2 separate regions of the Homo sapiens genome follow, and region 1 is linked to region 2. A link is an interaction called in ENCODE POLR2A ChIA-PET data of the cell type or tissue named here. Cell type or tissue: Panc1. All regions are shown on one strand. Links, peaks and the distances in the headings refer to the core of each region. The heading gives the core; the rest is flanking DNA.

Region 1 (4,394 bases), core at 125-4,124, 150 kb after region 2:
CTGGCAAAAGGGCTCCACCCACCCTGAGTAAACTTCAAGGCCAACCCACATCTCAGACCTGGTAGACCAGTAGGCTGGTCTCTCTCTCTCTCTCTCTCTCTCTCTCTCTTTTTTTTTTTTTTTCCTATTTCTCCATGGGAACTTCCATGAAAATGTGCTGACTGCCTCTGACCCTACTAAAAACAATGGGAAATTCCAAGTTTTCACTTTTGCCTCTTGAAGTTGCAAGGCAACTTACCTTGCAACATCGGGAAAGGCTGGTTCATTATACTAGCCTTAGAGATATAAGTACTAGGTCCTAAACTGGACCCTAACCCGAGCTTTGCTCACATAGAGGGGAAGGCCTTGGAGAGAATGAAATGAGACCCTTACGGGGGAAGCGCACCCCCTCCCTTAAAAGACTCGAGTTCAGACATTTAGTTTGGGAGCTCTCAGCTCCCGTTCTCTCCCTCCTGGGTTGCTCAACCCTCCCTCAGGTACCCAGCCTGGATCCAGGTCTGCCCACAAGGCCCTGGAAGGTGTTAGCTGATAATCAAGGCAGTCATTTAACCATCTATCTGCCTAAGTGTATACAACTCCTCCCAGGGACCTCTGCAGGCTAAGAGAAGGTTCTTTTTGAGAAAAAAAAAAAAAATGTTGCAAATTCAAAGGAAAAATGCTCTGATGCAGGGTTTCCCCATCTTGGTACAACTGACACTCTAGAGTGGACCATTCTTTGTTGAGGGGGCTGGCCCTGTAGGATGGTTGGCAGCGTCCTTGGCCTCTACCCACTAGATTCCCAGAGCACCCCTCTCCCCACAAAGCTGTCACAACTAAAAATGTTTCCAGACATTGCCAAACGTCCTCTGCAGGGCAAAATTGCCCCTGGTTGAGACCACTGATCTAATGGCAGAAGTTGGTACAGAGCTGAGAGCGGGAGGACCCATTTCTGAAGCCCCATCAGATAACCACCTGGGCAGCTGCCCGGCCAGGTTTGCCTGCAAGACTCTGATCACAGAGCATTCTGGAGACCTCGAGGTGAGGCAGCAGAGGGAACAAAATGGCCCTTCTACCTCGGAAGCAAAGGCCAAGGCAAAGTCAGGTTTCCAGAGCTCTCAATCCTTGGCAGGGGCAGGGGAAGGAGACGTCGAAGGCAAAGCCGGACTCAAACGTTTCAGAGAAACCAAGGGCCACTTCCAAAGTCCTTGCCTTTGAATGGAGATGGCTTGTCTCACTGCTGTTTTCTTTTCTAGTCCTTCTTTATTCACCGTGGTTAACTCCTCCTCTCCCAAGGTGTCCGTTTGTCCCTCCTAAGGAAAAGCCTCCTAGTGTTTGTCAGTCTAAGAGGAAAGAGAAACCTGAAAAGGCCTGGGCTGCTTTTAATTTACCTGGGCAGGTGTCTGTGCAGCCTCTGAAACTATCCTGAAGTTGGAGTCCAGCTGGGACCCTGATTAAGATGCAGAGAAAACCAGAGAGGAGAGGAGAGGAGTGAGGTGGGGGGCGGGGGCGGGCTGATTAATTGAGAAAAACACAACCATGCCGTGTTTGAATAAGATTGCCCGGTGGAATGCAGAGCCCTTTTTTGTGTGCTCATTCGTTTGAAACAAAAGCGAATAGAGGGAACTACAAAGGGGTCAGGGGGAGGGGAGAGCGGCAGCCAATGGATTCCTGCGAACAGACCTCGTGTGGGGGGACGGAGGCGCTACCTTGGCAGGCACTTGTCAGGGCAGTCACGGGCATTTGCAGATGAAATCTTTTCCACACAAGTCCTTAACTTCATTTTTCATTCCTATTCTACCATGAGGAGTTCATCTCCAAAATTTAATCATTTAAACTTCCTCTCTAGACCAGCACGGTCCAGGACAGAAGCCTCTGGGCAATGAGCCTTAGAAACATGGCAAGTCTAAAACTGAGATGTGCTGTTGAGTGTGAAATACATGCCTGATTTTCTACATAACGTATATTTTCTCGATAATGCATATCATCTCCCTAATACTTTGTTTTATATCGATTGCATGTTGCAGTAAGATTGGGGATATACTGGGGTAGAGATCAAATATATAACTGAAATTGACTTCATCTGTTTCCTTTGTCCTCCTTTCGGTGTGGCTACCAGAATGTCTGAAATCACCTGCGTGGCTTGCGTTTTATTTCTCTTGGACAGCACTACTGTAGGTGGATGATTCTGGGTAGCTGGTCTCTCTCTTCCACCCTCCCTCCTGCCCTGGATTGCAGACCCTCCTCAGATTGTCTGGATCCTTTCCATGAGTATATCAATCTTCATTCATTTGCCAAAGACAATTTGCGTGCAGAATTTTTTCTGCACACAAAGCACTACGTTGACATCTATAGGAGACCCCCAAATGAAAATAAGACTTTTGGATAGGAGGCCAAGGCTCCGAAGAACCTGACAAGGCCCCTTAAGAAGCAAGGCTGAGAGAGCCAGCCCCAGGGCTCCCACTGACAGAGAAACAGCGAAGCCTTCTCCCAGGCCTCGGCTGCCATATTGGACTGATTCCAACTGAGCAGCCGGGGAAGGTTAGTTTTCATTTCACCTTCCACAGAGAAGTGGCTTTTCTGGTTCTGCTTATCTTCCGGGTGACGCTAACCCTGCCACCTGTTGTCCTTCTATAGATCACAGCTTTTTTTTTTTTTTTCCCCCTTCTGACACAAGGATTGTATGGTTTTGAGAGAAGACCCTGTGTTTGAGGAGATGGGGTGTCAGGTCCTGGCCACCGACCCAGCACCTTCACTGGCCTTCAGCTTTGGTTTATGGCAGGCCCAAAAGAAGGCAATGGGAAGTGGTTAAGAAGGGCATTCTCCCAGGACTTTGGGAGGCTGAGGCAGATAGATCACCTGAGGTCAGTAGTTTGACACCAGCCTGACCGACATAGTGAAACCCTGTCTCTACTAAAAATACAAAATTATCTGGGCGTGGTGGCGGGTGCCTGTAATCCCAGCTACTCGGGAGGCTGAGGCAGGAGAATTGCTTGAACCCGGGAGGCGGAGGTTGCAGTGAGCCAAGATCGTGCCACTGCACTCCAGACTGGGCGACAGAGTGAGACTCTGTCAAAAAAAATAAAAAGAAAGAAGAAAAGAAAAAAAGCAGCAGCAGCAGCGCTTTCATGGGCAGGCACAGTGGCTCACGCCTGTAATCCCAACACTTCAGGAGGCCGAGGCAGGCAGAGTGCTTGAGCTCAGGAGTTCGAGAACAGCCTGGGACACATAGTGAAACCCCCCTCTCTACCAGAAATACAAAAATTAGCCAGATGTGGTGGCATGTCCCCATAGTCCCAGCTACTCAGGAGGCTGAGATGGGAGGATGGCTTGAGCCCAGGAGGCGGACTTTGCAGTGAGTTGAGATCATGTCACTGCATTCCAGCCTGGGTGACAGAACGACACTGTCTCAAAAAAAAAAAAAAAAAAAAGAAAGAAAGAAAAAGAAAAAGGAGGACATTCATCATCCCAGCCCACTGCATGGACTTTGAAGAGTATTTTCATCCAAAATGTCCAAGTTAAATATCAGTGGTCGGTATGATCTAGAAGAGGGGTTCTCAATGGAGAAATATTGACCCCCTCTCCAACGGGCGTTTGGCAGCATCTGGAGACATTTTTAGTTGTCACAATGGGGAAGGTGTACGCTACTGGCATCCACTGAATAGAGACCAGGGGTGCTGCTACACATCCCCCCCACCAAAGAGAATTGTCTAGCTCAAAATGCCCATAGTGCCGAGGCTGAGAAACTCCAATCTACAATATGGAGGAGACCAGTATCCTCCAACCCCCACCACCACCAAGCCAGAGCTTGCTCTAATCTCTGGCATCAGGAGTATCCATCCTCCTTCAACACTACCTTCCAACGCACCTGGGAGTGAATCCAGGAAAACCTGAAGGATCAGGACAAGAAGAACAACAGGGAGAAGAAAAACAGCACAAACATGATTAAATCAATTAGTCCCGCTAATTACCAAGTGTCTAACTTAGCACCTGGAGCAACAGCTGGGGTTGCACAGAATTGAGCAAACATCATCCCCAACTTGGGCAGGCTCTGGGCATACTGACTTGCTCCTCCCTGCCTTCTTCTGGCAAAAGACTTTGAGTGAGAAAAGACTAAGCAATAAAGTCCTAGAGCAGAGTGACCGCCCTCTGGAGGCAGGTTCAATGCCACAGCCACATCAGGTGCACCTGCCCACCCCACTGAGGACATTCCCCGAAGAGACAATTGCACAAGGCAGTAACACCTCCTCTTGAGCTGAGGTCCTGGCTTCCCAAGCTGCTGACGTCTGCAAACAACCTCCATCAAAAAGTCCAGGGAGATCTCCCACCTCCATCAGTATTGCTCACCCTACGCTTATGAAATATGCAAAGAGAATGAGATTGCCTCTTCTCCCCACTCTGCTTGAACTCATTCTACT
Region 2 (4,394 bases), core at 228-4,227:
GCGCTGTGTAGATGCCCAAATGTATGTGTTGACCCAGGTACCATCACAGTCATTCCATGGGAGTAACAGGGATATGGTGATCAGGTGCGCTTGCGGTTGGGATATGGAAGCGGCCATGTTGAAGGGGCCCAGACTACCACACACCAGAGGGGCTGGGGTTTCTTCCTCTATTCCTCCACCAGTGGCCCAGAAGGTCCAGACATGTGCCCAGGGTAAGAAAGTCATCTAATTAGAGCTCTGATGCTAAATCGCATGAGGGCCTTCCCTGGAGCTCAGGATAGAGGGCTGGGAATGAGGCAAGCAGAGCTGGAGAAAAAGGGCTGCCCACCCATCACTCAGCCGTCTGGGTCCCATGCCCGAAGTGAAGGGGACGCCTCAGATCTTTCAGGAAATGTCAGCAGCCAAAACAATGTCTTCCTTGTCTTCCTTCTTGTTTTTTCACTCCTTCTGCATGCCCCTGTGGCCCAGGAATATATAGATCCATCCATCCAATTTTGAGTACCTGCTATGTGCCAGACACTGCTCAAAGGGTTTGGGATATCCTTAAATAAAAACACCCAAAAATCCCTGCCCAGGTTCACCTTGTGTCTGATCACAAGAGCAAACCCTGCCCAGCCACTGCCAGAATTGGTATCATGGGGCATCCTCTGCACTGACCATCTGATTATCTTGCCCTGAACAAAGGGTCAGAGCTATGTCTAAATGCTGGGATGGGTCCTACAATGAACTCACATCTCTGGAGAAGACCTTCAACATTGGAGAACCAGCTGGTGCCTTCTTCTAAAAGAAAGGCAAAGGTCTTGGACTTCGTAGTTCCTTGCAAATCCCAGTCTAAGCCATTCAGTAGCAGGAAATATGTGTACCTGGAGAGGTCTCCTGCATGGGTCTGTGAAAAGAAGGAGGCAGGTTGATAGCCACCAGTTGTCCAAATGAATTCACTCAATGATAATGCTGGGCACTGATTAAGTCTATGGCCCCTTGCTAGATGCTGAGACAGCCACTGAATAAATGAGAGGCAGTTCCTACCCTCCATGAACTTCCAAATGAGCTGACAATCGGATGGGCTGAAGAGGTTAGGAAATCTGTTTGGTTAGGGGTAAATAGAGGGATAGGATAGGCAGAGGGAAAAACCAGGACCAGGTTGGATGTAATACTGAGAACATGCACAGCCCAGGTATAGCAGCAGGGAGCTTATATTAATTCACTCACTCATTCATCTATTCAGTCAATAAATATTTGTTCCATACCTCTTCTATCCCACTCTGCTAAGCTCTGCAAATAACTTGGTGAGCACATCCACATCATTTCTTTTCTAAGCTGATGGTCCCAGTGGGAGAGACAGGCATTCATCAAATAATCACACATTATTTCTTTGAAGGAAAAATACAAGACATATCAAAAGAACTATGTATGTTGTTGTGTGTGTATGCATGCATGCACACATGTGGTGGTTAGAAGCTGGTGGTAAGGAGACAGTTTCTGCAAAGGTAACAACTTTTGCAAGATGTCCTGAGATAGGTAGGGATCTAGTCCAGTAGGTGGGCTGAAGAGAAGCAAACTAGAGGTGAGAGCAGGAATCAGCAAAGCCCAGGCTGATGGTACAGGTCAAGTTGAAGGTTTTGCTCTCATCCTAAGGAAAGGGCAGCCAACAAAAGGTTTATGCAGCAAACAACTAGGCTGTGATTTGTGCTGGAGAGAAGATGTCATGCTGAGGAGTTAGGAGATGAATTCACATTTCCTTCATTTTATGAAGAATTTACAAAACCTTTGAGCCAAAAAAGTTCATTTTCTGTTCTCTCAGAGGCAGTATAGCAAAATGGTTATGAATCCAGGATTTTAGGGTGAAGATTTCAATCCTACTTTGGATAATTAATAATAAATTAGTTCTAAGCCCCATGTTTCTCATAGGGCTTTTGTGAGCATTTAAATGCAAACGTATGTAAACGTGAGCAGTATCTCTAGCACTTACAAGCACCCAACAATTTACAACTATTTTTCTTGGTTCTCCTTGCACCTTGAGTAAAGAGATGCTGAGCTGCATCATAAGTTTCAGTAGGGTTTGACCACTCTTAGGACCATCTTTCACTGAGGGACCTTTGGCCTATTGCTTTCTTGCTGAAGTTTAAATGTTTCCAGTTTCTTTTTGAGAACAGCTGGTCCCAATCTACTAAATAACCCCTTTGCACACTTGAAGACCATTATTAAGATTCCCTTTGGCCATAAACATACGAAGAAGTGTTTAACATATGAAAAAAATGTTTAACCTCACCAGTAATCAAAGAAATTCAAATCAAAACAACAAAATGCAATTTTTGCCTATCAATTTGGTAACTTTTTAAAATGATAGTGCACAGTGCTGGTGAGAGTAGGGTAAGGTGGCAATTTCGTACATTGCTGGTGGGAACATAAATTGGTACAATCTTTCTGGAAAGCAATTTGGCAATATGTTATCAAGACCCTGAAAATTGTCCTTACCCTTTCACCCAGTAATTCCACTTCTGGGAATCTATCTCAAGGAAATAATCAAAGAATCAGACAAAAATTTCTGTTCATGCTGTTTGATATAGCAAACAATATTTTGAATTAGGAATAACCAAAAACTACCTAGAAGTCAAATGGTGTCGTGACATATATTACGGTGTCGTGACATATATTAAAAAGTTATTAAAAGTCCTGTTAACAAGGAATTTTCAAGGACATTTAAAATGGTCACCAAAAACTGTAAAACACAAACATATAGAAGATACAAAACTAAACACAGTAGGATTTTAATTATGTAATTATATATACTTATATTTTTATATGTGCATAGAAACAGCTACATGCAAACACAGCAAAATATTGACAGTTCTTACTAGAGGGTGATAGAATTAGGGGTGGCTCTTTATTTTCTACTTTACAATTATATAACCAAAAAACTTGTTTAAGAGCTCACATGGCCTTATGTATTTTTCTAAGTAGTTCATCATGGTCCCTGTTCTGCCATAGCATCTTGCCCAGAATCGAAACAGCGGACTTTCAGTGGTTACAATTTACCTGGAAAGGGCCAGATAGCAGATATTTTAGGCTTTGCAGATCATACAGTCTTTGTTGCAACTTCTCAGCTCTATTGTTGTATGGCAAAACCAGCCATAGATAATATGGAAACAAATGGGCATGGCTGTGTTCTAATAGAATTATATATATATAATTATATATATAATTATATAGATATAACTATATATATAATTATATATATAGTTATATATATTTATATATATAATTTTATATATATATGCAGCAAGTCAGTTTTAGCCCATGGCCTTAGTTTGCCAACACCTAGTCTAGATGATTTGAATCTCTCCTGGCCCAAATTATGTATAGTCTCAAACAAGTATAGTTGGGGAAACTTCTAGAAGGGTGGGGTGAAGTAAGGTTCTTGTCTCCATATTCCTAGTGAGTCAATCCTTCTGAAATGTATTGAGAAGCAGTCAGCCAGGGCACTTCTCACAGGCTTTTATTCGCCTCTTTGGTTTTTTTCTTTCTTTCTTTTTGTTTTTATTATTTCAATAGTTTTGGGGATATAGGTGGCTTTTGGTTACACGGATAAGTCCTTTAGTGGTGATTTCTGAGATTTTAGTGCACCCCTCATCCAAGCAGTGTACCCAACATGCAGTATTTTATCCCTAATCCCCTCCCAACCTTATCCCCACCCAAGTCCCCAAAGTCCATGATATCACTCATGCCTTTGCATCCTCATAGCTTAGGTCCCACTTATAAATGAGAACGTACAATATTTGGTTTTCCATTCCTGAGTTACTTCACATAGAATAATGGCCTCCGACTCTATCCAAGTTGCTGCAAAAGACATTATTTCATTCCCGTGTGCCTAAGATAAGAGGATCTTTGGGTCCAGGAGTTCTGGGCCGACCAGACATCTGCACTAAATTCACCATCAACATGATCAATATAGTGACCTCCTGAGAGCACGAGGCCACCAGGTTGCCTCAGGAGGGGTGAACCGGCCCCGGTCAGAAACCAAACAGGCCAAAACTCCCAGGCTGATCAGTATTCGCCTCTTTGCATGGGTCTTCCCTCTTCTTGCTCATCAGTGTCCCCTCCAAGTCCTTCCTTTGCTACCACCCACTGCAGCCCTTATCCCATCTGACATAATAGGAGGTGAAGAAAGCCAAACACCCCAGTGATGACTGAAAGGGGCTGCAGAGACTTGGAACAGTTGGTGGCTAGTTTGAGATATCCCTTCTCTACCAACAGTGTGGTAAATGCACATGATAGCAATAACTTAAGCATACCGAGAACAAGGCTGTATGGCCGATGCACCTGACTGTGTTTTCAGAGTTCCAAGCTAAGGAATCTGGGAGGAGCCAATGCAGAGATTCGTTTTTTATCTATGA

What was found. Peaks named below come from ENCODE experiments on the same cell type or tissue, not always from the same donor. Only the 100,000 strongest peaks of a DNase experiment are listed, where the experiment ranks them.
Region 1: POLR2A ChIA-PET joins it to region 2 with 5 read pairs; 6 of 35 experiments call an interaction of 5 or more read pairs at or near these places.

What each region holds. Positions count from the first base shown.
Region 1 is chr17:72,475,219-72,479,612 of GRCh38, forward strand. All of the region lies in intron 1 of LINC00673 (long intergenic non-protein coding RNA 673), which reads right to left. Among named protein-coding and RNA genes, the nearest start is that of LINC00673, 120 kb to the right of the region's middle. RefSeq lists an enhancer at 1,123-2,036. In Panc1, for the core only: no CTCF peak of the experiment used is centred there; no DNase peak of the experiment used is centred there; H3K4me3 peaks cover 2,661 bases; H3K27ac peaks cover 3,952 bases.
Region 2 is chr17:72,325,061-72,329,454 of GRCh38, forward strand. No RefSeq gene overlaps it. Among named protein-coding and RNA genes, the nearest start is that of LINC02003, 16 kb to the right of the region's middle. In Panc1, for the core only: no CTCF peak of the experiment used is centred there; no DNase peak of the experiment used is centred there.